Linked DNA regions of Homo sapiens: region 2 is linked to region 1. A link is a loop called in an ENCODE intact Hi-C map of the cell type or tissue named here. Cell type or tissue: IMR-90. All regions are shown on one strand. Links, peaks and the distances in the headings refer to the core of each region. The heading gives the core; the rest is flanking DNA. Region 1 holds the start of LOC124902561. Region 2 has its middle 10 kb from the start of EBF3.

Region 1 (15,179 bases), core at 8,558-13,557:
CGGCGACCCGGTGGGATCCTGGGACAGAAAGGGGACCTCAGCTGTATGGACTCTAGCTAATAGTAACGTGTCACTATTTGTTCGTTCATTAGAACAAATGCACGTCGCCTGTGCAAGATGTTCACGGGGGGAGGCAGCAGGGGTTGTAATAAGAACTCCGGACTAGCTGCTCATTTTTTCTGTAAATGTAGAACTGTTCTAAAAATAAAGCCTATTGGTGTTTTAAAAACCCGAACCTCAACTGTCCCCAAGGTCCCTTGGCTCCCCTCTTCGAGGGGACGCAGAAGGTTCACTAGGGCTAAGGAACAAAAAATTCCTGGGGAGGGCCGACTCTGGGGAAGCGAGGCCAGGCCTGCGACGCCCTGCGGCTCGAGTGCTGGGGCCCAGGCCCGGTGGCTGCAGCGGCCAAGCCGGCCCAGGCTTGGGGAGGCGGGCAAGGCGCCCCAGTGAGCTGGGGCTGGGGCTATGCCAGCTCCGCTCCCTTCTCTGGCCCAGGTCGCAGCTCGGGCAGGACGGGACAAGTGTGTCCCCCGCACAACCGTGCACCCCGGGCCAGGATGCAGCGCCCACCCTGAGGCCGCTCGGACCCCAACCAGACAGACCCCCGGGTCCCCGGGGACGAGGGGGCAGGGCTCCAGGTGTCCAGGGATCCGCCCTGCTTCCCGGCAGCCGCCACTCCCAGCACGGCCGCCCCCAAGCCTCAGGCGCTGGTTTCCCAAAGGTCCCGGCCCCCTCGAGCTTGGAAAGGCTCGGCAGCCGCAGGCAGCGGGGCGGGGCTCTGAGCCGGACCCTGTGGGCCCTGCCCCGGCCACGCAGGCACCGCGGACTCCACTCCGCTCCCGCAGGTAGAGCACGGTGCGTGCAGGCAACGCCCGAGCCGGCCGCAGCACCAGGTGAGCCCCGCACACGTGTGCAGGCATGCGCCCCCGGCTTGGCGCGCCCCCGAGACGTTCCAGCCGCTTCGTCTGCGAAGGAGGCCCGGACAGGCCGGCCGCGCGCCCTGGACCCAGCACACGGCGGGGCGCGCGCTCCGGCACCCGCGGGCTTACTCTTGCGCTCTCCTCGGTCCTCGCACGCCCCCTGGCGCCAGGAGACCGCCCCTGCAGAAGGCGAGGTCGGGCTGAAGCGCGGTGCGCAGCGCCCTCGCGTGGACACGCGCCGCCACCGCCCGCCGCCGAGGTCTGCAGCCGACGTGGCCTACCTGGGACTTGCCGCGCGCTGACCTCGATGGTGCAGCAGCGACCAGGGTACGAGGGCACCATGGACCGTTTTGCATACGTGGAAACTGAGGCTTTCGAGGTCCTGGAGATGGTGCATTGACTCCGCATATGACAGTAGATTCAGTTCGCGCCCCGGCCTTGTCCCTCCAAATTCACACAAGGCCGCAGCGGCAGCAAAGCTCCCAGTTGGCGCGGGGCCCTGGACATCACCTGCCGTCGCTGGCCCCGGGGTGTCCCTGCAGCCCCAACGTCCAGGGCACTCTGGGACCCAGGACAGGGACCCGACCCAGCCAGGCAGGGCTCGTGACCAGCTCCTACCCTGGCGTCTGGTTCCAGGGCTGCTGGTTCCTGCACGCGCCCTCCCCAGTAGCACCACCTGGACCCTGGCACCAGGGGCTGCGTACCTCCCCGGATGCGTGGGGCAGACCCCTCCAAAAGGGATGTGCACAGGCCGCCCCCAGGAGTGCGTGCCCGGAGCCTGAGCAGCCCTTCCCGGCCTGGACCCCCGATCCCACCCCTGTGTGCCCCAGGGCCCCGGGGAAGGGACAGAAACAGGGTGGGAAGCAAGAGGGGCAAACGTGAGCGGGGCGATCTGTCCCCTGAAGCTGCCAAGACCCAGGACTTTCTAAATTCACAAGGCAGCCTTCCCGGTCACTGGTAGGTGTATTTGTCAAGGTAAGAGGACAGAACAGTTTAATGTTTGTTCGCTTGACTTAAAACTTCCAGTATTTGCGGCCGGACGCGGTGGCTCACGCCTGTAATCCCAGCACTTTGGGAGGCCGAGGCGGGCAGATCTCGAGGTCAGAAAATCGAGACCATCCTGGCTAACAGGGTGAAACCCGGTCTCTACTGAAAATACAAAAAATTAGCCGGGCGTGGTGGCGGGCGCCTGTAGTCTCAGCTACTCGGGAGGCTGAGGCAGGAGAATGGCGTGAACCCGGGAGGCGGAGCTTCCGGTAAGCCGAGATCGCGCCACTGCACTCCAGCCTGGGCGACAGAGCGAGACTCTGTCTCAAAAAAAACAAAACAAAACAAAACAAAAAACTTAGTGTTTGCACACGGCATGGGAGGATTTCTATCTGAACTGCTGCTCCCAGGGTGCCCACGGCGACCTCACCCTCTGGAGACCCAGGTAACGGATCCGCCGTAAGAACCCAGCGGGGTGGGTGCTCCCGCCCGCGTCAGACCTGCCTTCAGGGAGAATCCGTCCCCCACCCCAGGCCTAAGCACAGCGCTTGCTGTGATCCGGGAGAAGCAGGATCCGGAGCCTGGTAATGAACCCTGGCTGAGCCACTCGCCCCTTGGATAAGAGCTTTGGCAAATTCCTGAGCTTGTTTCCCCACCAACAAAAATAACCCCCAAAACGCCATCGTGCTGGGGGGCCCTCGGGTTCTAAATAGGCACCGCGCTTCGGGCAGGGCATGGCCTTCACGGTGGGCTGCTCCTGTGGTGCCAGCGTTCTCTCTCCTTCTGGCAAAGCCGGTCCTGGGCACCTCCTCACCCTCTCTGCCTACCATTAGGACCAATATGGGCCCATCCACAGCCCAGCACTCCACCCTGCACCCAGTGCTGTCCCTGGACACCCAGAGGAACATGTCTCCCTCCCAAGCCACAGGAGCCAATTCACTGACTCCTCACACCTCATAGGGGTTAAGAGGGCAAACTGCAGCCAGGAGGCCCAGAGTCAAATCCCAGGTCCAACAGGTACTATGACCAGGAGCAGTGTGCTTCACCCATGCCTCAGTTTCCCCATCTGTCAAATGGGGCTGAAGATGCCTACCTCATAGGGTTGTGGTGAGAATTAAATGACTTAATACATGTCAACTATTCATGACAGCACCTGTTTGCTGTGGTGGTTTCAGCATCAGGTGGAGAGTATGTCCCTGCAGGAATGCACCTAGAACAAGGGGTCACAGGTGACCGGGTGTGTGTTTCTCTAGCGAGCAGTTCGGAGCAAGTTCAAAGAAGATCATGGCTAAGGTGAGTGGCCCTTTAACAGAATCTCCGGGAAAGGAGAACCCTGGGGTCAGGGCCTGAGTTCCCCGACCTCCTTCAGCCACACTCCTTGAAGCAGGGCTGGCCTTCCAGGCCTGCCACCTGTGCGGTCCCATGGGGCCCTGCACTCAGAAGGACCACACTCAGTTTCACGTTCTGCTTTCGTCATCTCGAAATTCTTAATAATTTTATCTGAACTCGTGCTGTTAGTGCAGGGGCACCACAGAGCATGTGGGTGAGCAGAGAACTGGCTACTCCTTGCCACCCGGCTAACATGCAGGGTTCGCGATGCGCCAGAAGCAGCGTTCCAGTGGGCCTCAGCATCGGAGGTGACAAGACTCAAGGCGAGGGCAACATCAGCATGTAACCAGCTACGACAGGACAGCTGGAGCTGACAGCCCTGGCACCACGCTTTCCAATCACATGAGAACTTGCTTCCAGCCCAGAAAGAGAGCAATTGCATTCTAAGAAACACGGATGACGGAGGAAGCCATCATATCCTCTCTGCCTTGTCTCTTGCCTGTACTAGCCAACTACTCACACTGAAGATGACACAGAAGGCAGGCAATGAGAGGGCAACCCACAGCTCCTTCTCTCTCATGGTAACCTTAGCCTTAAGGCAGCATTCGCTGAGGGAATGTGCATGGATCAAGAGCATTTCCTTTTGTGCAGTGCCTCCAGCATCCTGGCAGAAGCTGAGATAGACATAGATGGGCCAGCTCAAGTATCCCACACACAAGTTAAATGCTCTTATATTTGCATTTGAAATTGCCACTACACAGTGCAAAGAAAAGCAGAAACATTCATGTTAATAACTTAATGTTCTAATTTTTCTTTAGAATATTAAGTAGCAAATAATACACACCCGGGGAAAAACCTTTATATCTTAGCACCTCCAACAGCACTTTTTGCCTGCTTTCTGAACAAGCTCTAAAATTTATAAACCTGGACCTGCACGCAGGCCCTGCCCAGCAATATAGGAGGCTCCTTCCCTGGCAGTGGCCCGGGAAACAGCACAGTGCCACAGCCCCGATGGGAACCCAGGGCTCCAGTGCTTAGCTGCAGGAGGAGGGCAAAAACCTGCCGTCACCCCACAGCATGCCCAGCGGGGTGTTATTTTCAACAGGAACATGCTTTCTTACACTTAAGTGTGTGAAACTACACACGCTTCCTGCACCTCAGTGCACAGGGTTCCGGGATGAAGACAAAATGCTGGCATGGAGGCTGCCCCAGAAAATCCAGCCCGCTAACCGTGGGCCACCACCTCCCATCTCAGCCTCTCCACTCAGGACCGTCCCTGCCAGATCCTATGCTGCTTCTCATCAGCAACTTCGGACAGCCAAGCGTGCTGCACATGGGACACGCTCCTACCCACCAGGAGCCTTTGATTCTGGGATAAGACTCCTGGCATGAGGAAGACCCGCAGATCCTCCCTACCTGCACCCACCAAGGGCAAATGCCCTGGAACCTTCCTCCAGACCTAAGGGCAAAATAGAGGGATATGCTGGGGCTCAGAAAATGATACCCCAAGGCCTGTGGTTTTGGCACACTGAGGAACTGCAGGACACCGGAAGGGCCTCAGAGGCAAGGGCTCTCTGACCCTCTGGCCCCTTCCCTTGCCCGCACCCCACCACCCCTCAAGGTAGGCCACGGAAAGTAGAATGCCTCTTCCCCAGTGCAGGTCATAGAAACCAGAACCCCTCTCCTGCGAGGCCAGCCATAAAACCTAGAAATACGGCCAGGCTCTGTGGCTCACGCCTGTAATCCCAGCACTTGGGAGGCTGAGGCAGGCGGATCACTTGAGGTCAGGAGTTTGAGACCCACCTGGCCAACATGCCGAAACCCCGTCTCTACTAAAAATACAAAAACTAGCCGGGCATGGTGGCACACGCCTGTAATCCCAGCTACTGTGGAGGCTGAGGCAGGAGAATCGCTTGAACCCAGGAGGCAGAGGTTGCAGTGAGCCGAGATCGCGCCACTGCACTCCAGCCTGGGGGACAAGAGCAAAACTCTGTCTCAAAAAAAAAAAAAAAAAAAACTAGAAATATGACTCTAACTTTCCCTGGCCTTTGTGTAGGAGTGTAACTGAGCAGCTTAACTTCAAAATGCATTTTTAGACTTTTTTTTCCTTTCTCTTTAGTCCTGAGATGCAACCTTAGAGCAAACTGCAGAAGCCTTTTCCCTTAATCTTAAAATAGACTCCATACCCCTCCCCTTTCTCACCGTATACTCTCTTCACATGTGTCTGTGAGCTAGTCTCTAATTACGTGCTTACTTCGAAGTTCTAGGGACTAATCTTGAGACAGACCAAGCGTGGAAACCCAGCTGCAAAATCCCAGAGCTTACCTCAAGGTGAGCAGTCAAATCTGGCCACTTGTTGAGATGACACCAGCCCGCACTCCAGGTGGACGGAGGCCCAGGACAGCCGCCGGAACAAGACACACATTGTACTCAGCACGATCCCTGCGCGCCTCCCAGCTCAAGCTCCTACTCCCCACTTCTTAAACCCTTGCCTTCTCTCCAGAATTCAAAGTAGTTACTTTGGGTGGGAATCCAGCCATATCCCCATGACTAGTTCTGGTTAATAGTCACTTTCTTTCTACCAGACCTTGCTCTTGTCAACTGGACTCTGTAACTGGCGAGCACCCGGATCTGAGGTCCACTACAGGAGCCGGCCACAAAGACATCCTCAACACTACTTTATCTGAAAATGGATCCCAGACCTTCATTCCAGAAGGGCCCTGCCCTGTACCTGGAAGGAAGAAAGCTACACACGGGGCAAGGCTTCCCCATCCAGTCTACGATTAGATCCTTCCCTTCTGTCCAATCACATTTCTGCACAGCCACCCACTCTTCGTTGAATCTGAGTGTGAACATGCAGTTTCTCTTGGGTTTTTATTTCTGAAGGCTCCTGTGTCACCTAAGTCTTTACATACATTTTATACTTTTCCTTGGTAATCTATTCTAGGTGTTGGCTGTGCCCCTTGTGATGGGTGAGGAAAGGCATCCTCCTTTCTGCCCCTACAGACAGGTGACAGGGCTCTCTGAGGGCATCCAAGCTCCTTCTGGCTTTTCTCCATTATATCGGGGCTCTTCCTTTTAAGCACAAAACATAATACAAGAGCATAAAAATCTATTTTAATTCTTTTAGAAATTACCACACATGCCTTCTTCCTAAATAGACAGCTCCCATATCCAGGTTACAAGCTTGGGCTCAACGACACGGCTAGGGGTTAAGGAACTCGCTCCTGGGGACAGCAGGCTGGGAGATGAGGGGCAGAGAAACCCTTACCTTACCACATGGCAGGCATCCCCCGGGCAACCCTGAACAAGGGCAGGCTCTCTCTCTAGGAGTTCATATGGAAATCTGTAACTTCCTCAAATAAAACTTGACTTTTTGAGAAAAGATGAACACTGTACCACTGACAACCATTTAGATGAATGACCGTGGGGAGAACAAGAAGGTCTTTTTCAGTCAGAATTTGCGGGTCCTGGCAATTAGGTTTTTTTGTTTTTTTTTTTTTTTCTGAGACAGGCTCTTATTTTGTCACCCAAGCTGGGGTGCAATGGCACGATCACTGCAGCCTTGACCTCCTGGGCTCAAGCAATCCTCCCATCTCAGCTCCCCAAGTAGCTGGGACTACAGGTGCACACCACCATGACCAGTTAATTTTTTATTTTTTGTAGATATGAGGTTTCGCCATGTTGCTCAGGCTGGTCTCAAGCTCCGGAGCTCAAGCAACCCGCCTGCCTCCGCCTCCCAAAGTGCTGGGATTACAAGCACGAGCCATTGTGCCCAGCCTGGCACTTAATTTGTGAAAGCCACACCATTTCTAACAGGAACATAAAAATACCAGGTCATTTCAGAAGCCCCAGACTTGGGCAACTCCACTCACTAACTTGCAGCGTGCTACCTCAAAGCCAGTGTGGCACGAGGCTTCAAGCACAGCACTGGGGCTGCGCTGACAGATCCTGGTTCAAATCCCAGCTCCCAGCCCTAGAACCTTACAGTGACCTAAGTGCACCAAGACTCCCTCAACGTGTTCTGCTGCAGCCAGTGAGTCAGTGCACGTGCCCGGCCCATGAGCTAACTGAACTCATGGCTTCTGAATCTGAATGTCTCTAAATATCAGACAAAGCTGTATGAAAAAAGCCCCCAAGACTCTGAAACCAGATGGGATGCCAGTTATAAAACTTGTCTTTAAAGTTACCCATCCTGGTGAATGAGGCATCAGGAAGCTACTGCAGCTTGTGTCTGATTCAGAAAGGTGGATACCTTTCCTCACCCATCACAAGGGGCACAGCCGACACTCCTATAACAAAAGAGATTAACAAGAGAAAAGCGTAAGATTTATTTAAGTCTTACGTGACACAGGAGCCTTCAGAAATGAAGACCCAAAGACTCAAGAGAAACTGTCCATATTTACGCTGATTCAACGATCAGTGGACGGCCGTGAGGAAATGTGACTAGACAAAAAGGGAAGGGTCTAGGTCCTCAAACTCAACATCTGAAATGTGTATAAAACAAGAATTCATCTGCAAATAATCAACTTACTTTTATTTAGAAAGGTTTGAATTTTGAAAAGTAGCAACTGTCAAATTTAAGAAAACTGATCTTAGGTCAGGCATGGTGGCTAGGGCCTGTAATCCCAACACTTTGGGAGGCTGAGGTGGGAGGATCACTTGAGCCCAGGAGATTGAGACCAGCCTGGGCAACATAGTGAGACTTCATCTCTACAAAAAAAAAAAATCAAAACACAGCCGGGCATGGTGGCACATGCCTGTCATCTCAGCTACTGAGGAGGCTGACGGGGGAGGATCTTGAGCCTGGGAGGTCAAGGATGCCGTGAGCCATGACTGCACCACTGCACTCCAGCCTGGGTGACAGAGGAGACCCTGTCTCAAAAAACAAAGGAAAAGAAAGCTGATTTTACTTTAAAAACTAAACCAGAAATCATGTTTCATATTGCAATCTTAAGCTTGTAACTTTTGACTGTCAAGATAGGTCTTATTTGTATAATTCTTTCCAATAAGGCAGATAATGATTACCAAGCGCTTAAAATGTATTACAGTTGTTTCAGAGATTAAACATTTTTAAGTTATTAAAATGAGGCTTTCTAATTATAAAAACATGCTATTTTTTAGTCTACTCCTCAGCAGACTTAAGACATTTTTGTAAAGAACGGAAATGGCAAATAACTTTTTTCCTTCCTTCTTAATGATCAATCCAGTGGGACCAAGGTGGACTTCCTGATGGTTCTGCAAGGCTCAGTGTTCAACAAAAAAAGGCAAAAACATGTAAGTCACACGTGGGCAAGGCAACTGAACCCACCAGGTCCTGTTATTTTATTAAGGAGCATTTACATTATGATAGCAAGTTTCAACACATTCATCAACAAGGCGGTCTTCAAATCAATCAGTCAACCCCCGGAGTTAGAAAGTAGAGTCATGAGGAAGAGCTGCTTGGCTGTAGGAAGTAGGGTTAATGCCCTCTAATCCCCGGAAAGGGGCAGACTGAAGCCAGAGCCAGAATCCTGGCAATTCACCAGTTTCTCATCACAGGTAAAAAGGCAACTGCATCCCACATAGCTCTGAGGGGGAGGCCTCCCGGGAGGGGCAAGCCTAAGGTTTGGGTGTCCCAGACCCTGGATGGAAGCCCCAGCTCCCAATCTGTAGCTGTGCCCTTGAGATAGCTGCTTTCTCCCCTCACCTGCAAAGGAGAATTCCACAAACTACCTAGCCTGTTTCACTGGTTTTTTTCTTTCCATTTTTGATCAAGAGTTTTTATTTTAAAAAAAAGTTCATTCCTGCAGGCTTATTTCCCCTAAACAGATAACAATTCCCTAAGAAGCCTTCCTACAAGGAAGGCACAAACACGCAAGTCAAGAGGAGTGAACAGCCCTGCCTGTATGAGGGCCTTTCTGGTTCCTATTCAACCAGCCTCTTCTAGAAAGGAAATTCTGACATTTGAGGTTTGGTTTCTAAGAGTTAACAGGCAAATAGATGGCAGCCCCCATCATCAAGAGCCTCCCCACAGCACCAGCTCTATCCTAAGCACCATGCAGCTTTAACCTGGCAGGATGCCACACAAAGCCCCACTACATACTCAAAAGAGCAGGCCAAGAAAGGGAGGGCAGGCAGAGCTGGCCACAGGCTCTGGCCAGGGTCCACGCTCCCAAAAACGCAGCAGTGCTTCTCGGAACAGAAATGTGTCCAGACATGAAAACCCTCCATACAAAGCCTGCCTGGAGGGTCCCTCCCACCACAAGCACCCAACGAGGCCTCACGTGTGGGACAACATCCAAATGACACATTGTCACCTTTCCTTGTGAACTGAACAGATTTCTCAAATTCAGAAAACAACTTTGTCTCTAGAATTTGGGGATCAGAGAGGATTTCAATTCTGATAAAACATTTCTACAAGAGCAGGCTCAATTATAAACCCATACGCAAACTCTCTTTTTGTTAGAAAATTCAATAGGGGAAGTTCAGCTGGGCTCAAGAATCTTACTTTACTTCCTAAAATACACTAATAAAATCAGATTAGGAATGGCCATCAATCCGTTTGCATGAACAAGATGTCTTGACCTTCCCCATGTCTGGCCAGAAACAACTAGAAAATAGAAATATGCTGCACTGTCACCCCAACTTACCTGGAGTCAGTGGAGCCAAAGACCATCAGACTTTAAGAGGATAAAATAATATAGGACACAGGGGCAACTCCCCAAAAACTCTCAACACTCATCCTGACTCAAACCAGGATGGCTCAACAAAGGATAACGTCACTGATATCTTATGTCCTGCAGGAGTCAACCAAAGGGAAAGGAGGTCTTCCTAAAATGCACTAACCACATGACATTATCAGAGCAACGGCCTCTGGCCAGAACAGTATTTCCCAAATTGGAGGCAGCCATTTATGTTAAAAGTTGTGCATTTTATTTATTTGTATGTGCATTAGAAAAAAACAGGCTTACTGAGTCTGTGATGCCAAAGATATTCTTGCTTAGGATAAAGTGAAAGTAAAAGTTGACTTAGAAAATATACTAGGACAGTTGGCACTTAGAGAAAAAGCAGTATGCAAATGAATTAAGTTTGAGATAAGTATACCAAAAAAGTATGGAGCCCTCCTCCATGACACACATCCCTGCGGCCAATGGCTTCATAAAATTTCAGTAAAAATTCTATTTCTATCTACATTTAAGAAGTTTTACTTATACAATGATTTTCATTTTAAATAGAAACAAGGAAGTTCTCATGGACCAATGCTATAAACAGCCTTATCTAATTACACAGAATGCCAAGAGACTCCACCATCATGGGTGTCCTAACACCTAGCAGGAAGCAAGGCCATGTCGAGCTTTATGACTTGTACAGACCACCCTCTGTAACACACAAATCAGCACTCTACTCTTTACACAATCAAAACAGAGAAAAACAGCCTGAGCTGAAGAGACAGCAGCAGTGTGGAGGTGGTGGGCTAATCTTACCTAGGAATAGATGCATTTCATCCTGTTTATTCTTGTCTGAATTACTGACTTCTGTTTCCCTTTCCTTATCGCCACCAGACAGTACCAGCATCTTAACTGCCCAAACAAACAGGGTGGGGTAATATATGAAGAGAATGTGCCACAAGTACAAAAAAAACTAAGAACCATGAGGTGAATTTAGCCATCCCATTTGAAGCCTGCACTGTGGAAGCCTAGTGGAGCAACTATTTTTCAAATATGTTAGATTCAGGATCAAAAATATTGTTAAAATTTTCATGGACTTCAAACTGTTCTCAATAGGAGGACCAAAGGAACCTGAACGACCAAATCAATGTTTATTATAAGTAAGTGGACCAAGTGTGGTGGTCCTACCTGTAAATTCCAGCACTTTGGGAGGCTGAGGCAGGAGACCTCATCTCTACAAGAAATAAAAAATTAGGTGGGCATGGTGGTGCACGCCTGTGGTCCCAGCTACTCAGAAGGCTGAGGCAGGAGGATCGCTTGGCCCCGAGAAGTCGAGGCTGCAATGAGCCATAATCGTGCCACTGCACTCCAGCCTGGGTGACAGAGCCAGACCCCGTCTGAAAAAAAAAAAAAAGTAGTGATGCTTACAACAAATGACAATACTTTTCCATTCTTTGTCATGACTACCCATTCTTCTAGACCTTATGAAAAAAGTGCTTGTTGTACCATATTCAATGAGAAATCATTTTCCTCTTAAATGTTTCTTGATAATTCACTACTGGTGCCTTGTGAAATGAGTCTCTAAACCTGCAGACATCCTACACTGCCTCTGCAATGTAACCAGTGCCGAGCTCAGCAATGACATCAGAAACTAATTTCCGTTGTTTTTCCTAAGCTGTAAAGAGATCTTTCACCAGCGAGGGGAGCCATTGTGTTGGCAAAGGAGTTGTCCTAAATACTGTTGTGTACTGCATTCCGCCACAGTTCTCCATTTTCTGAAGACTGCCTTTCTTAACTGCTAGAAGATACTCATGTACTAAGAAAAAGAGATTTAAGGTGGGTTAATTATAGTAGCTGTATGTTTAATACTGCTGTAAAGATACACTTTTTTCATACAATTATTGTTAATAATTTGAAGATGTTTATTGCATTCTATTTTTGGTGGGAAAAAAATGTAACATACATTTATTTAGCACGACATTGTGAAATACACAAAACATGTAACTGAGAAAGCAGGAATTTTCTATTCCTAGTCCATTTCTGAGGACTAAATCATGAACTGCTCCCAATGTAATTAAATATTTCTTACAATAGTTGGGCACCAAGTTTAAGATTTATTAATTTTCTCCTCTCAGTATAGGCAGCAATTCACCATTTTCTTTCAGTTCCTAAAAATAAAAAACAACAATAATAATATGTATATGCATATATAAAAAGATGGAAACATCTAAACAATCACAGCTTGTATGTATATCTGAGAACCAAAAGAAACACCTATTGGATTAAAACTCCAGTCTCTTAACACTCTCAAACTAAATGAGCCATAAACCCTGAATACACTATCAGGTTAAAAAATTTAACAAGGTATTCTTGGCCAGGTGTGGTGGCTCACAAATGTAATCCCAGCACTTTGGGAGGCCGAGGTGGGCAGATCACTTGAGGCCAGGAGTTCAAGACCAGCCTGACCAACATGGTGAAATCTGTCTCTTAAAAAATAAATAAATAAGGCTGGGTGCAGTGGCTCATGCCTGTAATCCCAGCACGTTGGGAGGCCGAGGAGGGCAGATCACCTGAGGTCAGGAGTTGCAGAACAGCCTGGCCAACATGGTGAAACCCCGTCTCTACTAAAAATACAAAAATCAGTTGGGCATGGTGGCGGGCACCTGTAATCCCAGCTACTCAGGAGGCTGAGACAGGGAGAATCTCCTGAACCCGGGAGGTGGAGATTGTAGTGAGCCAAGATCGTGCCATTGCACTCCAGCCTGGGCTAGAGCGAGACTCCATCTCATTCATTCATTCATAAATAAATAAATGAAGTTAAGGTATCCTAAAACCAACAGATTGTTTAGTATTAGGAAACGCAGCAACTGGAGCCAATGAAGCCCCTATTTAAACTGTAGCAATAAATAAGGAAAATAAATCAAGTGACTTTCAAGGTTGAAGAATGAAGTAATGTGGCTGGGCGCAGTGGCTCACACCTATAATCCCAGCACTTTAAGAGGCCAAGGGGGCAGATCACTTGAAGTCAGGAGTTCAAGCCCAGCCTGGCCAACATGACAAAACCCATCTCTATTAAAAAAAAAATTAGCCAGGTGGGCATGGTGGCATGTGCCTGTAATTCTAGCTACTTAGGAGGCTGAGGCATGAAAATTGCTTGAACCCAGAAGGTGGAGGGTGCAGTGACCCAAGAGCCAAGATTGCACCACTGCACTCCAGCCTGGGTGACAGAGTGAGACTCTGTCTCGAAAAAAAGGAAGAAAAAAAAAGCAGTGTGACGTTAAAAGTCTACTCAAATATGATGCTTGTTCCCCTCCCGTTCTTCCACTCACAGAGAGGAATCAGGCTTTGCTATTGAAACCCAACCTGGCAACACATCTCTGCCTCAGGAAAAGCTAGAGTACCAGTAAGAGGGAAAGGCAGAAACCATTAAAAAGACCTAACAATTCAGAAACAGACATGGCATCAAAAGAGCTACCACCAGGTTGACTGGAACTGCAGTACAGGCGCCATGCTCCTTGTGCCTGTTTTTCAGATTTAAAATCTGGATTATAGACACCAAGCTTGAAAGGACAGACATGATAAATAAGATTTTCTGGTTTAAAGAAACATTTAGTATGATATAACATTTCAGGTTATCACTGAACAGCATAAACATCAATCAATAAAACCATTAAAATCCGTATGACCTCCTCTGGATGAAATTCAAATAGGAATGATGCTGTCACACAAAACCCAGACGGCTTTCAGTCATGTCTAGGGATCTTCTTCTACCTACTCAACAAGCAGACACCCTGCCCCTCCAAGGGACCCAGCAGGACTTTTCTGAGCACACACTCAAGAAGGCACGGAGAGGACCACGCAGCTGAGTGGGCAAGGGCAGGTGGCCCTCAGGTGGAATCTGGACTCAATGGCTTACTAGTTATGGGATGGTGGACAATTCACCTGACCTCTCTATGTCTCTGTTTCCTCATCTACTGACTAAGAAGAATTCTGCTCTCTGAGGCTGCTTGGGAGATTACGTGAAGCAGCCTCTTAAAGCACCAAAGCAGTGTGCCTGGAACATTGGGAGCGCGCCAAATAAGGCAGTCCTCGCCACCCTCACTGCTGTTAATGCGAGCCGGCAGGTGGAAAGTCTAAACCTAACCAAATCTTCTATCTCTCTCAACAAACTGTCTTAAGTCCAAACATTCTGGAACAGCAGTAGTGAACCGTTTACTCTTCAGAGGCAATAACAACTCACAATTTTCTCAGGACACTAGATTAGCTGAGTAACTAAATCATCATTCAGTCCCTCATTCAACAAAACAAACGCTCATTGCTCCAAAGAGGCCAGCCAGATTAGACCATTTCAAACATCTTTTAATTGAACTGAACATGAAGAACTGCATTCTGCAAGAAACAGATCAAAATGGGATCGTAAGATCTATTCCATATATCTTCTCAAGGAAAAACGTTAACAATATCACACATTTCAAACGTATATGTTCTTAGCAGGTGAACATAAAAAATCATATAACACTCTGTTATATAACTAAAAAGAAGTTACCCACGCAGCTTAGCTTTAGAATTAAATGAGATTTATTGATTGTATCTTCCCAAGAGTTACCAATGGCTAAGGTACAGGCTATAAAACATTCAGACAAGAACAGGCTCAAGAGTATTTGGGGTTTGAGTATTCTTTGTGTCTTACAAAAATAAGACTATATATATATATATAGAGAGAGAGAGAGAGAGAAAGAGGGAGGGAGGGAGGGAGGGAAGGAGGGAGGGAGGGAAGAAACAAATGCAGATCTGTTTCTGCTGCTTCAGGGCTATTCAAGAGCAATAGTCTTAAAAATTTTTTCCTCCAGGAGTGAGACCATTCCCCAGGAAAAATGTCTCACTGGCTTGTTTAAGAAGTATGATATCAAACCTGGAACTCCACAGGAAACAAAACCTACACAGAGGCCACCAAAGGACAAAAAGAGCCTCTGCATCAATGGAACTCAAGCTTTGTTTTTATAAAACATATTGGTCCAAAGTGCTGATGTCATTTCAGTGGTAGGCTAGTGCTTCACTTTACAAAAGCACGTGTTAAAAACTTTTATTTTGGCCAGGCGCGGTGACTCATGCCTGTAATCCCAGCACTTTGGGAGGCCAAGGTGGGCGGATCACCTGGGGTCAGCAGTTCAAGACCAGCCTGGCCAACATGGTGAAACCCCATCTCTACTAAAAATACAAAAATTAGTGGGGCGTGGTGGCGGGTGCCTGTAATCCCAGCTACTCAGGAGGCTGAGGCAGGAGAATCACATGA
Region 2 (15,179 bases), core at 7,146-12,145, 210 kb after region 1:
TTTAGTAGAGACAGAGTTTCACCTGTTGGTCAGGCTGGTCTCAAACTCCTGACCTCGTGATCCACCCACCTCGGCCTCCCAAAGTGCTGGGATTATAGGCATGAGCCACCGCGCCCAGCCTAGATTGGGTAATTTTTATTGTTCTCTTTTCAAATTCACTGATTCTTTCCTCTGGCTTCTCTATTCTGCTGTTGAGCCCATACATTGAGTTTTTAATTTCAGTTATAGTATTTTTTTATCTCTAAAATTTACATTTGGTTCTTCCTTTGGATCCTCTATTTCTTTGCTGAATCTTCTATTTCTTTCCTGATACTTTCTATTTCTTCATTTGTTTCAATTGCATATTGAAGCATTCCTATGATGAATGCTTTCAAATCTCTGCCAGACAATTCAAACATCTCATCATCTTAGCGTTGGCATCTATTGGTTGTCTTTTTTTATTCCATTTATGATATTTCTGGGTCTTGGTATGACAAGTGATTTTTTTTAATTGAAATCTGGACATTTTGTTATTATGTTATAAGACTCTGCATCTTATTCCAACTTTCTGTTTGAGTTGGCATTCCCTCATGCTGTTCTGGCAGAGGAAGGGAAGGTATTATCTTGTTACTACCTGGTAGGGGTAGCAGTCCTGGCTCACCACTCACCTCCATTGACATCCAATAAGGAAGAGTCCTCTTTATTGCTGGGTGGGTGTGGGAGGTCTGGCTGCCCACCAAGCCTCCACTCATATCTGCCTGACTGGGAGTGGTAGGAGAGTTTCCTTACTGCTCCCCACAAGCCCTCGGCTGACACCATGGGGTAGGGCATGGCCTCATTATTGCTGGGTGGGAGTAAAAGTTCTGACTGTCCACTAGACCTTCCTGGATACCACCCTGTAGGGGCCTGGGATGCTGCCTTACAGCCTCTCAAGGGTGAAAGTCTAATTTCCCCAGTTTGTCCTTGTTGGTATGGATGGGGTGGGACCACAGTTTTTCAGTGGTGTTTGGCTGGAGTAGACCCATTATTATCTAAAAGTTTTCTATCTTACTAAACAGCTTCTCTTCCAGTCCTCTGGCCAAAGATAGCAGGGTTTTTTGTTTTTTATTTTTTGTTTTGTTTTGCTTTTGAATTTATGCCCTTGGCATTTCTGGGTTGCTGACTTCTTCATCTCTCTGTCTGGGATGTATGAGGCAAAAAGAAAAGCCAAGAAAATCGCCACTGTGTTGTTCACTGGGTTTCACGTTCCCTGGCTTGTCTTCCTTCTCCTTCCAACTTTTACTGTCTTCTCATGTTTGTTTCACACATAATGTCCAGGGCTTTTAACTGTACTTAGCAGTTAGAATAGGGAAAAGAACATCCACTCCATCTTTCTGGAAGTGGAAGTCTCTTATTGTTACTTTTTAAAAATTGTGGGTACATACAACACACACCGAATTATAAAAAAAAAAAAAGCATTTATCTACAAATGTCTTTTTTAAAAGGCTGGATGGGAATACACTAAAAAGTTAACAGTGACTTGGTTTTTATCTCCATTCTTTTTTGTAATTCCCAAAGTGCTTATTATTAACAGGTACTATTTATAATTAAAATAAAACAAAATTTTCTACTTTTTAAAATAAGCTGCTGCTCTTTGTGCTGTCACTCCAGCAAGACAGTGCATAGCAGGTTCCTCAGGGAGTCTTTTCCTTATGCAGGATGGACTGGGGCATCCAAAATGTTACTTTGAGGGTCCCATCCTTTGCACAGAGAGCTCATTCAAGTTTTCAAAGCAGAATTTTCTGGCCTAAGGGCCAAGGGCCTCTCCTCTCCTCTCCTCTCTTTCCTTCCTTCCTTCCTTCCTTCCTCTCCTCTCCTCTCCTCTCCTCTCCTCTCCTCTCCTCTCCTCTCCTCTCCTCTCCTCCCCTCCCCTCCCCTCCTCTCCTTCCTTCCTTCCTCTTTCTTTCTTTCCTTCTTTTTTTCTTTTTCTTCCTGTCTCACTCTGTTACCCAAGCTGGAGTCCAGTGGTGCAATCTTGGCTCACTGCAACCTCTACCTCCTGGGTTCAAGCCAATTCTCCTGCCTCAGCCTCCCGAGGAGCTGGGACTACAGGCACTCGCCACCACACCCAGATGATTTTTGTACTTTTAGTAAAGATGGGGTTACACCGTGTTGGCCAGGCTGATCTGTAACTCCTGACCTCAGGTGATCCACCTGCCTCGGCCTCCCAAAGTGTTGGGATTACAGGCGTGAGCCACCGCACCTGGTCTTCTTTAGGCCACTTAAACCGGGTCACCATGAGCATCTCATGAGTTGTTATAAACAAATAATCTGCAAAATTTCAGTGGCTAGAAACAGAAGTTTACTGCTCACTCACATAACAGTCCACTGACAGTCTGCTCATTGGGCAACATTCCTCCACGTAGTGACCAAGGGGTCCCAGTTTATTCCATCTGGGACTCTGATGTCCCCTGGGCATTGGGCTTTTGAGACCTCAGCTTCCAGCTAAGGGAAAGAGAAAGAGTGGGTGGAGAAGGCATGCCTTGTCTCAGAGCCCAACCCAGAGGGGACACATGGAACTTCCACTCACGCTCCGTGGAACTTCCACTCACGCTCCGTGGAGGGACCCGGGCACATTAGGATGCAAGGAGAGCATCTGTCCCACAAATACAACTAAAGAAACCCCTGTAGTGGCTGCTATAGCCATAATTAAATAATGAAATTTTAGCATTGATAGGAACCACATGACTCACTGAGGGGTGAAACCTTCCATTTTACAAATAAGAAAAGACACGCGGAGGGAGAACAGCTTTTCTAAGCCCCTCGGTGAGTTGCTGAGGTGGGTGCATCTCATTGCCCCACTTCCTTTCCTCTGGGGATCACTCCTCACCAGCCAGTCCAGGACAGATGCCGGCCTATCAAAGAAGCCCATCCTCCTGAGGCCGCCACACTTAGTTCCCGGATGGTCATGTGAGCCAATCACACCAAACTCTCCCTGGGACATTTATGGCAAGCAGGCATGCTGGATTGAAGGTATGTGAATGGAAGACTGTCAAGTGCTGGGAGTGGGAGGGAGTAAATACAAACAGGACACACAGGGCCTGTCCAGAGCTGCTCTCTATCCAGCAGGAGGGATGGATGAGGGATGAATTGCCATGAGCTCCTTCTTCCTGGCCACTGCCCTTCACCACCTCTGGAGATCAAGCCACATCTGGTGTGACTGGCCCCTCTGAAGGCCAGACTGGCTCTGAGGGTGCTGCGAGGGGTTTGCATGGTTCAGAAGAGTGTGGTTGGGGGACTTCTCAGAAGAGCTCAGGACTCAGGAGAACATGCCTCTCTTTCTCAGGGCTCCAGCACCAAGGGGTTTGGAGGCCCATGCAGCCTTCTCAGACTCTTCTGCCAGCTACTGGCTCAGCCACTCACCCTCCTATATCTATGCCCCTTGTCATGGACTTTAGCTTGGCCACCTGCCTTCTTGGGTCAATGGGATGTGAGTGGAGTCTTGAGTATACTTGCACGGTTGGTCTTATCCCCTGGACTATTGCCATTGCAGTGAGAGGCACCTACCCTGGGTAGCCAGCTGGTCTCAGAATATGTGAGACATGGAGCAGACCTCCACAGAGCCATGCCTGTCTGGACTCAACCAGCCCACCAAGATCAGCAGAGGCCAACTTGCATGGGCATGGGTGAGAGAGCATGGCTCTTGTTTAAGCCAGTGCATTTGAGGAAGGTCTTTTCACAGCATTACCATGACGACAACTGACTGACATAAGTGATGTCAAGATGACAACTGACTAATGTAAGTGATGCTCATCCACTGGCCGGCATCAAAGGTGGATGTATTCATTGTCTGTTTTTTCTGTAACAAATTACCACTCACTGCACAGCTTGAAGCAACACTCACTTACGCTCCCACAGTTCTGCAGATCGGAAGTGCAGCAAGTGTGGCTGGTGCCCTATTCAGGGTCTAGCAAGGCTGAAATCATGCTGTCAGCCTGGACGGTGTCTCATCTGGAGCTTGGGGTCCTTATGCAAGCTCATTCAAATTGCTGGCTAAATTCAGGTACTCGTGGTTGTAGGACCGAGGTCCTTGTCCACTGTCGGCTGGGACTGATCTTGGCTCCTAGAGGGTGCCTGAAGTCAGTCTCATGCTCTCCCTGTGGTCCGCTCCAGCCACGGCAGTCTGAGTGGCTGTCACACTTGGATCTCTCTGACTTCCTTTTCTCGTACACCTTGCTGACTCTTCTGTTCCCTTGCTGCTTTCAAGGGCTCGTGAAAGTACACTGGGCCCACCCAAATAATCCAGGATAATCTCCCTATTTTAAGGTCAGTTGATTATTAACTTTAATTCCAGCTATAAAGTCCCTTCCCAGCAGAACCTCTATTAGTGTTTGATCAAATAAGAGGGGACAGGAATCTTGGGGGCATCTTTTGAATTCTGTCCAACAGTGGTGCTGTCCCATCACCACTGGCTGAGCAATGGCCAAAACTACGTGGGCTTCTAGAGGTCAGCATCTGTGCCACCTCTCACCTGGAGCACTGGATCAGAGATGTGGCCCACAGGGCTGGAGAGAAGTCATTATGCATCTCTTCTGATCATTTCAAAATTAAATGCAAGGAATATATTATTGACATTTTATAAAAATGACTTCCTCCTGAGTAGTACAATTCATGGTACAAATATATACAATTTCAAGTTGAGGGAATACTCTTAATGGATATACAAAAACAGATTGAATGAATGCATCAGAAATATTTTTAACAGAACCACAGGGTTTCTGGTTGCTGTGCTCACATGGATCCTGTCTTCTATGGATAGGACTCCATGGCTGGTGAGTAAGTTCTGCAGCTTGGGCTTGCGAAGTTCCTGGGAGGGCAGCTGCCCCATTCTTTCTCAACTCTCTGTCACCTGATATGTGACCTCTCACCTCACAACCACATTTACATTGGCCTCAGAGCCGCAGGAGTCGGTGTTGGGGATCCAGGACAGCTGATGGGGGAGGTGACTACTGTTCTAGTAGAGTTCCTGTCTACCCTGACACCTTTCTCTGAAAAATCAACCTCCTCGCCAGAAGAACCGAAGTCGCTTTCGTTTGGTCATGGTGGTGACCTGTTCTCTCTCTTCATTCTTAGTGCCTCAGGGAGGAGGGCTGGGACACTAGCATCTCCACCTAGTCACTGCATAATTAATACTAGATAACCTGTTTGTTTCCTATCTTGAGAATCTCAGTGTCTTTACCAAGTAGATTCTGCAAAGTATTCTCAATCACAGAAGCAATATGAAGCTTCCTTCAGTGTGAGATATCTCTCTTGAATTATTTTTAGTTACAAACAACGCATATCAGTTGCACACAATTTTATTCTTAGAAAAAGGCATGTTTATGTCCTGTCCTGTCCACCATTATAGCACACACTTTTTGGATGGGCGGTCCCACCTTGGGGAACTTGGGGTTACGGTTGTGCTGTGCAGATTCCTCGGGCCCCTGTCCCATGCTGGGCTGTTCCGCCAGCTTTGATGTGTGCTTTTGCTTCCCAGGGTTAGCTCTGCACAGCTGGAACCACATTTCCACAGGCAGCTAGCACAGGAAGTGCCTGGGATGTCCTGTCTACCCGGGGCAGGCCTTTGGCCAGTGATTATGGTGTCAGGAAGTCCAGTCAAAATGGAAAGGGGCTTCCCTGGACTAAGGACCAAGGCTAGAGTTTCCAGAAGCCAAGGGAAGAGAGCCCAGCACTCATGCAGGCAGCAGGAAGCTGGTCACGGGGCCGGCAGGACCTGCCTGGACTAGTGTGGAATGTGCGAGTTAAGGTGGAAAAGAGAGTTTGGGGCCGAATGCTGGACTCGAGGAATGTGCATTTTCATCTACAGCTTTTGATCCTGTAAATATACAAATGTAGTTTCTAAGAAAACAGATGATGAGGAAAGAATGGTGGAAGGAATAAGACAGCAAAATGTTGAGAATGGTTGAAGGTGGAGGAGGGGTACATGGAGATTTGCGATCTATCAACTTTTGTGTGTGTTTGCAATTTTCCATAATACAAAGTTTTAAGAACTGAATTGCATATTTATCAGTTGCACACATCTTTACGGAGCCCCCACATTGTGCCTGGCTCTGTAACTGAGTAAACCAGATGAAGAGAGCAGGTGGGTCCTGACCTCCAGGTGTTCCATTCCTGCAGGGAAGATCCACGGTGGACACGTTTAACATCAGAACGAGAGGCACCATGCCGCCTGCAAGTAGAACAGATAATGACAGTTTCAGTATCTGTCCTCTGAAAGTACCCATGATTACGTTCTGACTTCTGGGGCAGGTGACTGCATTTCACCCTTGGCAAGTTTCTGTGCAGGGGTCCTCCAGGCCTCTGCCCCCTTGGATTGGTGTGCACTGTTGCTGGGCTCTGAGTCGCCACCTGGGCTCGTACTGAATATGCGAGCTGGTTAGTGGTGGCTACAAGACACCTTGCTTGCTATGAAAAAAAAGAGATAAAAGTAAATATTGAAACAGATTTGATTATTGATGTTTGTGAATGTACATTTCTAGGTACAGTGGCCAGTGACAAAGCATACATAGGTGGACAGCGACAGATGAAATGGACATCGATTTTTATATGCCTGAGAGAATTGAGCTTAACCTGTCAGATCTGTCTAAGCCTCTCCCAATGCAAACGTCACCAAAGCTGCTTCCTCTTCCTTTCACCTGTCTCACCTGTAAGGGGGATTTGTTCTTATGCCAAACAGTAAGCTCCATGAGGGCAGGGCCTTACTCAGGACTTGGGCTCCAAGGACCTGACTCAGCCTAAGTGAATATCCAATGGGGAAAGAAGGTGGGGAGGGGGATGTCTCCACTGCGTGGAAGGAGTAAGTGAGGGGCAGAGAAAGCCGTGATTTCTCGTTACATTCACAGCTACCTCTGTGCTGTTTCTTGTCTGTGAAGACAAGGCCTTGGGTCTCCTGTCAATAGGCCGAGGTTCCCTGCGATGCACCCATGTGACCAATGCCATTCCTCTCCAGACCCCTGAGATCAGGAGTCATTGTCTACCTGGCCAATGGCTCTCCATTCATTCCTCATTCCCGCAAAATTATGTCTTGAGGACCCACCTAGGGTAAGGCTTGGGCCACATTCTCTAGGAGCGGCTCCAGAAGAGAACTGAGTGGGCAACGCGGTGTGCCCAGGGGCCTGTTTAGAGGAAAGAGATCCTGAGACTGCAGCCTTGGAGAGAGGGGGCAAGGAGAGGAGCAGAAAGCAGGGTGGTGTGTGTGTTTGGTTGGTGGGGGGGGGCGGTGGTTGGGCTGGAGAAGGAAGGGAGTCACCAAGTCGTTATTAGAGGGATTGAACTGTTTTCTTGCCTCGTCCACAGCATTTTACCTCAACTGGTCAAACAGACTGAGCAAAGGCCACTTGTGAGTCTTTGTGTGTGGCACTGAATGGTGGCCCTCCCCAAACCCTTCCCTTTGCCTCTGAAGCCACAAGTGACAGAACCACATGACCAGAGCTCTGAAGTCCCACAATGGGGTTGGAGTCCCAGCTTCCTAGCAGTGTGACAAGAACATGCCCCTTAACTTTTCTGAGCTTGGGCCTGACACATAACATTCAATACATGTTAGTTGCTATTAAAAACATGGGTAATTTTATATCTTAAAATATTGCATATTGCTTAAATGGTTTCATGCTGGCTCACATTAAAAATGATTCCCAAGTGAAGATGACAAAGGGGAAATATTCGTTATTTAGTTCTTTTCTTACATTAAGTGATCATAATAAAGTACATTTCTGGGTTGCATTCTCTAGAGTGCCTTTTGCTAAATAAATGGCCAAAAATAACTTTCCCTTCCAGTAAGATTTCATGATTCGGCACACTCAACGTTCACTATAAAAGCTTAAAGTGAAGAGCACGAAACAAGCCTGGGAGCAAGAAACAGGCGAGAAAAAGCGATGGATACAGGAGGGTGAGGCCCACATTCCCACAAAAGTGCTTTCTGTTTCAGACAAATCTCGGCAATAAGAAAGTTGTCTTTATTCAGGTATCTACATCACACTTAGGTTTGGAAGAAGCAGATGGATAGGAATTAGTAGGATCTTCCAGGAGTCCCAGGTTCTCCCGGAAGAGGCAAATTAGAAAAAGCGCAGCAGCCCTGGGTAGGGGCCCAGGGCCCGGAGCCAGGGTCTGGGCTAATCAGCCCCTCCCAAGCCCAGGGCGGCCATCAGGTTGGGGATGCAGGTCACACCCCCGCCTGACCCCTTTTCTTTTCCAGAGCAGCAGCTCCAGATACTTATGAGAAAAGTTACACCTCTGGTCATTTGCTGGGTGACATCAAAAATGGGAGTGGAGTGGTCAGGCTTGCCTGGCCTCTGAAGGGCGGCCGAAGCCCTCCTTCACTGAGATTGCTCTAAACGCAAAGCTCATCTAGGAGCCATCCAGGCGTTTTTTTGTTTTTGTTTTTGTTTTTTCTTCCATAGCGTGGCTTTATTGGAGAACCCCGGGCTTTCTCTGTTTTCGTGGGCGATCTCTTGCCTCTTCCCATTTCATTTTAGCCGTCACGGGGCCCAGTAGAGTACTTTGCATTAAGTTATCCGTATCCAGGAAGATGTCCTCTCATCCACTTTACCAAAAAGGACCGGGAGAACCCCAGCCATCTCCTGCCCACGGGAGTGTGCGCTCATCCACACAGACGGCTTCAAGCCGCCCAGGGCCTGGGACCCGTTTCCAGATGCCCTGCGAAGTGGTGTCCACAGCAGCGGTGCCCCACTCCAGGCCTGGCGCACTCTTTTGGCCAAGGAGGCGCACGAATACCCTCGGGCCCCCGACGAAAGAGAGGGGCTCAGGTCCTTGCAAGGGGGCCTCCCCGCGGAGGAGCCCCGCGCGTGGCCCAGGAGGCCTCTCCTCCAGGTGGCTAGCGCTGGGCGCAGCTGCGGCCCCGGGGCACGGTGGCAGGCGGGCCGCTGGGCCGCCTACGGGCACCTCCACGCGCCCCCGCTCGGCCCTAGCCCGCCGCCCGCGGTGGAAGGCAGTGTGGCGCGTGCGCACTGGCGTGCTCGCGGCCGGGCCCGTGGGCTCTCCCGGGAGGGCGGGAGGTGGGAACGTGGGAAGGCGCGGGGCCGCCCACCTCCCGGCCCGCAGCCGGCGCCGCCGACACCTCGCGGCCGGGGCGCCCGCGATGTCCGTCGAGTGAGCGGCACAGGTAAGCGCGCTCTCGATCCCGTCGGGGGCTCCCCGCCCCAGCCCGCGGCCCCCAGGCGGCCGCGGCGCCAGCAAAGTTGAACTTCGCGCGTGGCGGGCCGGACACTGAACGCTGGGGGCCGGGTTGCCGGGGCCCCGGAGCCGGGTGCGCTCCTCTCGCCTACGGGAGCGCGGGCGGGGCTGCGGCGGAGGCGCGGGGTGGGACTGTGGAGGCAGGAGCCCCTGACCATGAGCTGCGCCCAGGCCTGGCCTCGCAGTGAACTTTTGCGCCGCGCCCTGGCAGCGTCTTGGTTCCTGGCGAGCACTGCCTGGGAGGCCTCCGTTGGCCTCTGCTCGCGGCCTTCCCGGCGGGCCTGCGGGGAGGCGATCGCGTGCCAGGGATTCTCGGCGCGGGGGAGGCGCGTACCGGCACGGGCGAAGATCCGGGGTTCCGAGGATTTAGCTGAAGGACCCCGCGTTTTTCACTCTCCGTCTTCCCCCAGTACAAACGCCAGACCCTTGGAGAGAGGGATGGGGAAGGTCGAAGCGCCTAGATGCCTGGACGACAACGCAGGAAGCAATTAAAACTCCTCCTTTCGGATTAACAACCAAAAATTGATCCATGTGTCAGGAATACCATTGATTTATGAAAGGTGCTTATTTCTCTGGTATGGAGAATTTTATGTTCTCCAGGTGAAACCGAGTTCACCCAGCTCCAGCGTAGATTGATGTTTTAATAAAAATAAATAAAGGGGAAAAGCTCGCCTGGTCTTTGGGGACATCAAGTCTCAAATCGCAGAGTTAGACTAACAAATCAAATTGCATTATCTTTACATTTCATATCTTTTAATCTTGTACCTAAAAATCGCAGGCAGGAGAGCGCCTTCATTTCGAAAGTTTTAATATAGTGCTTAAAAGTCCGCATAACTAGCAATCAGTGTTTCATAAGCAAAATGGCACGGGAGCGTCGGGTAATTGTGATAAGTGGCAGGCGGCGCGGGGCGAGGGCGGCGGCGGCGGGAGGAGGAGCGGGCTCTGGACGCTGAGAGGGAGGAGGCGGCGGCCGCCCGGAGCCGCGCGGCGCCCGTAGATGGCGCCCTGGCCCCACGCTAGGCCCGGGATCCGCGGCTCCGTCGGGCGGCGCGCGGGCGGGAGAGCCGGCGGGGGCGCGGCGCTCGGGGCTCCACGCTTGCGGTAGACTTGGACCGGGGCGGCGCGGCTAAGGAGGAAAAAAAAATTAAGCTTATTGTTGCCATTTTTAATTTAAGGCCTGGGCAGTCGTTTGGGGCGGATGGGGGTCCGCGAGTCCAAGGCGTCACTGGGAGCGGAGGGATTCCCGCCCCCCCCACAAAAGGCTGCAGCTCAGCCCGGGTGGCGCTAGCGCAGCGCCAGTCCCGGCCTCCGGGTGCGCAGCCCAGGCGGGGCCCTGGCGTGCAGATGCGCGCGTGTGCGGGCGAGGGTCGGCGGCACGGCGGCAAGGACACCGAGTTCAAAGCCGCCGGTGGATCGCCCCCGAGGGCGGCCCGGATGGCCGGAGGACCCCCCCCGCCCCCGCGCCGACGCACCCCCGGAGCCCGCGCCAGGCCCGCCGCCACGGCTGCCGGCGCCCTCCGCTTTGCAATGTAAATTTCAGCGGGACAAATTGCTTATTAATAGTCTAGAAGAGAAGCCGGTTTCTTTCTTTCTTCTTTTCTTTATCTGTTTTTATTTCTACATGGCCCCTAGCTATGCCCTGGGCCGCCTTGCCGCCCAGCAGTTTTCTCTTCATTTCAATGTCCTAAAGAAAATGCAAATTTCCACAGTGTGGCCTTTTTAAAAAGTTAAATTAGCAACAGCTTTAAGTGACTCCATTAGTATGGAAAACACACATGTTTAATGTGGGAATAGCTTCCTTTTAACGGGACTCATTCTGGTCTGTACATTCAGCAAACCCTTAGAGTTGGTAAAGAATCTCTTCGCGGCCGAATTTGTAGCCAGAGGTGCACCCTCCCCCTTCCAGCCCCGGCGTGCACCCGCCTTCCTGGGGGGAGAGGAGGGGTGCGTCCCGCCGCCGCGCGCTGCTGGACCCAGTCCGCTGGCTTGGATCCCTTAGAAGTCGCGCGAATGTGCGCGAAAGGGTTTATGCAGGCTGGAAGGGAGGAGAGCTTGACACATTTCTGTCCAAGAGCGGTATGCTCTTCCTTCCCTCCCGGCCTCATCGTCGCAGTCGCCGGAGCTGAGTTAATTACCCGGACGGACTCCCCGGCCCGGCCGCCGGCACCCATCGCCCCACTTTTGCGCACCAGAACGGGTGTATACACTCTGTTAAGGTGCTGTGAAGGAGTGAGATCGGGTAGCCGAGGAGGAGGACATTAGTACATCGGTGACCGTGGCCACCCTTTCCGTCCGTGCCCACTGTAGCTCTCCACCACCCCAACTTCCTTTACTCGTGTTGGCAAACCGCGGTTTCAAACTAGAATTTTATTGGCAAACTTTTGTGCGCGGTTAGCTTCCAGAAGAGGGTATTTAATTTTGTTATGAGGTCTGGCCGCCCCCTCCTTTCCCTTCAAGCCAGTGGCATCGCACTCCACACCCGTCCATGAAAGAGTTAAGATTTATGGTATGCTGGAGAGGTCTTGTTAGGATGTAATCTGCATTTTTAAACTACTGCGTAATAAAAAGTGAGAAGTTTTGAGACACCTTTCTTGATTATACCTTTGGCAATACTTTAGGTTTTACATTTAATTTGCATTTTGTTCTTGGTGAATATTGAAGTCTTGAGTGGAGGATTGAATTTTATTAGGACATCTGGACTGACAATATCAAATCAGACACCAGTGTCCCAAAGCATGCTAAAATTTCAGAGTTAATTAGAACGCAGTGTGTTTAATTAAAGCCAATTATAATATTTGAAATTATCTGATCGATCCGTGTTTGTACAGTTTGGGTCTGTTTAGGTGTTGATTGGCGCACTTTGCGCGTGGTTCGATCTCGGAACTTCTCTGGGGAAAGTTTGCTTTGTAAACTGGCGGGGGCGGGCCGGCGCGGAATCGGCGTCTCCCGCGCCCGCTCGGGCGCATCCAGCAGGACTGATTTTCCGGGCGCCGCCGAACGCAGCTCGAGAAATCCCAGCTCGTTGCTAAACCGATGGGCCTTTTAGGGTCCGAGGGACGTCGCCACGCACCAGCTGTCTTTTCCAGCTCGGCTGCTCCTCCGGAGTATCTTTACAGACAGGCAACCTTTCGGGTTGCCGGGTGCGTTGGGAGAAGCCCAAGTTCGCCAGTGTTTGATTTGGGGGTTTCGCTCAAGTAGAAGAGCCCCCAGAGCTGACTCGTGGGGTCGGCCAAAGTGACCGAAGGAATCCGAGAAAAGTTAGGAAAAGGAAACAATAATTAACTGTTTCCCTTATAATTTAGCACGCTGCAGGAGCCGAGGCACACCCCGGCGTTTTCGCCCCGCTTGGAGCGCCCATGGTTTTCCAGGGAGAAGGTTGAGCGAGTTCCAGGTCAGGTCCGTCGCCCCGCTGCGGGGCCGGGCACTTAGAGCGCAGGTTTCTCTCCAGCAAGGACGTTCGCATGGCGCTTGGTACCTAGGCCTTCTGCCCAGTGCCGGGCTTGGTCCGACCCTTGCTCACGCAGGTGGGCGGCAATTAGGACTAGGCGGCGTGTGGCGGTTTCCGCGCGCCCCTGGGGTCACGGCGTCAGCTAGGACTAGGTGCTCCGGTCGCGCAGGAGCCGGGGCCCAGCTGCTGGGGCCGGCAGGACCCGGGGCGGACACCTGCCCCGGGGTGGGTGGGAGCCCAGGCTGTTCTGCTCCCGGCTCCCGGCTGCGCAGCGGCACTCCACTCTCCCCACCCCAGGAGGCGCTGTTTGTCAAACTTGGCCGCCTTGGCAGGAGGCGCCTGCACGTTCTCACTTGGAAGCTGAGCCTTCCCTGGTACTGGGGGTCGGGCTTCAGCAATCTTAGCCGTACAGAATAAATATTAGAGGGAGGAGGCAATGCAGAGAACAGGGGTCTGGGACCCTTCAGTTTTTGCTTTTTACCCGTGAACCCAACAGGGCATCCTTCCTCCAGCGCAGGGAGGAGGCGCCCGTTGGTTTGCCCCATGTGCCAGGGGGAGTTGCCCAGTAACTTGCCTCAGAGGGCAGGCGGGGTGCGCGGCCTGTCTTGGGCTCTGCCGCCAGATGCCGCCTGAGGCCCCCGCGGCTAGCATCTCCGCGCCGAGAGGGCGAAGGCGCCCTCTCTGGTCCTGAGTAACCCACCCAAACCTGGCCGGGCTCCCTTTGTGCGCGACTGAGGTTGGGATGGCCCTTACTTCTCGGTTTTCCCCGGCCCACGGACGAGCGTGACCCCGTGGCGCAAGACGAACTTGGAGCGCTCTCAGAGGCCGCGTCACCACCCGTGGTGGGCAGGCTTTGCCAGTGCGTGCTGTTTCCACCCTATCCCGCAGTTCCCGGGATTTTCTAGGTGCGTCTCTCCTGGCCCCTCTGACCTCCTTCCCACTGGGGCCCAGGGTCAGTTTGGCTCTCTCTTTTCCTGTTCTTTCCCCGGCCCCTGCCTGTGCTTGGCGCCCGATTCTGACCCCAGGCTTGAGCAGGGCTAGAGGCCCGGAGGCCGGCACGGTCTGAGCGTGACCCCCGGGCGCGGAGGACGTTGGGGCGGGCCGCGCCTGCAGCTCAGCACTGGCGGCGGGCACACGAACTGGCGGCTTTTCGTGCATTGGCTTTCACCCTTTCCCGAAGGCTCCAAGTGACATGGCCAGGCAGCTTGGGCCTGTGGCCATGGGCCCTCCGATGGTGCGGCGTCGGGTCGAGCCCGCGCACCCCCTGATACTCCAGGGGACTTGGCCTCCAGGAACTCTCGGCCCAGGCTTCTCAACGCCGGAAATGCAGTTTATTACTCTTTGGAAGGATGTTAGGGAGGTAGGCGGGTGCCCTGGGCTAAGCCTCGATCAAGAAGGGGGCATTCGCCCGGTGCCCTGGGCGCTGGGCCCTGGGCCCGTGCAGACACCGCGGCAGGCCTCGCGCCCTGGGATTCCAACTTGGCCGAAGTTTCTGGGTGGGGGTGGCTTGGAGTCCGGTACCAGCCCAGGTCCCCGTCTCTGGGCCTTGCACCAGGCACCAGTGGAGGATCTGAGACTGAGGAGGGGTAAGGGGAAAGTTTCCTCTCTACGCGCGCCGAACAGCCCCCTTCACGGGTGGGTAGTGGGTACCGGCGGAGGACGCTGGCACGCGCGGTGGCTCGGGCACTGAGTGGCTGGGCAAGGAGGCCAGGGTGAGCCTAGGTGCGGCTCCTGGGAGGTTAGAGCCCCCGCTAGACTTCAGCCAGGTTTTTTGATGGTGCCACGGATCAGTGGCCCAAGCGCCGCCAGGGCCTTCTGCCCTGCGCCCGGCACGCCGCTCCCAGAGCCGGGCGCCAGGGGCGGCGGGCGCTGTCTCTTTAAGGTCACTGCCTGCTCCGGCACGACATGGGGAGGACAGCTGGGCACTGGCCATCTGACTGACTCCGGCTTGACATCTGGGAGCCCACTGGTGTGTGGCACGCGAAGCGCTTGATGCCGCTATTTAAATGCAAATGTGAGGGGGCTCATTGAAGCCTCTCCCCGTAAATCCGCACAAAAGGAATACTTCCCACCCTCCGAGGAGGAGGCGGCGGCGGCAGCTCGAGGGCCACCCGTGCAAATCGCGTTGGGCGCGGGGCCCTGAGCGGTCGCCGCAGCCGTCGCGGCCCGCGGGGTCCCCGGCAAAGGTCAGGCTCCGCCCAGTCCGGCCCCCGGACGCCGGTCTGGCCCCTGGGAGCGCTCTGTGCACCGAGGTTAGACCTGCGGCCGCCGTGGGCCTGCAAAACTTCCAAAGTAGCAGCCTGTTTCTCCTCGTCTCCCTTCTCCTGGGTACCCAGCGCCCCGCCTTCCCCAGAAAGGGCGAGGGGTGGGGGCAGGGCTCCCTCGGGAGGTGGCCAAGCGCCGGGACGCGCTCCCAGCGTTACTCAGGACACTTGGGATTTGGCCTGCAGCCCCCTTCCCCATCCCTGGCCTGGCTGCGGTGTCCCTTGCTCCCCTCTGCTGCTGCTCCTGCCCCATCAAGTCG

Evidence for each region. Hi-C counts contacts between places; a loop is a spot of excess contacts. Peaks named below come from ENCODE experiments on the same cell type or tissue, not always from the same donor. Only the 100,000 strongest peaks of a DNase experiment are listed, where the experiment ranks them.
Region 2: it touches region 1 in a loop (17-fold over the local background); 6 of 110 quality-filtered maps call a loop at or near these places.

Annotation. Positions count from the first base shown.
Region 1 is chr10:130,176,217-130,191,395 of GRCh38, reverse strand. It overlaps GLRX3 (glutaredoxin 3), which reads right to left. Exons shown (of 11, transcript NM_006541.5): 11 at 11,724-12,054. The coding sequence ends at 12,004. It overlaps LOC124902561, which reads right to left and starts at 11,283. Exons shown (of 2, transcript XM_047426136.1): 1 at 11,075-11,283; 2 at 1-7,528. The coding sequence starts at 1,328. The coding sequence ends at 171. RefSeq lists silencers at 728-847, 898-1,227 and an enhancer at 1,069-1,569. In IMR-90, for the core only: a CTCF peak has its summit at 11,580; a DNase peak (open chromatin) is centred at 11,585.
Region 2 is chr10:129,966,855-129,982,033 of GRCh38, reverse strand. No RefSeq gene overlaps it. Among named protein-coding and RNA genes, the nearest start is that of EBF3, 10 kb to the right of the region's middle. RefSeq lists enhancers at 8,252-9,135, 9,136-10,021, 10,662-11,281, 13,144-13,763, 15,006-15,179. In IMR-90, for the core only: a CTCF peak has its summit at 10,201 (motif pointing right); no DNase peak of the experiment used is centred there; H3K27me3 peaks cover 3,622 bases.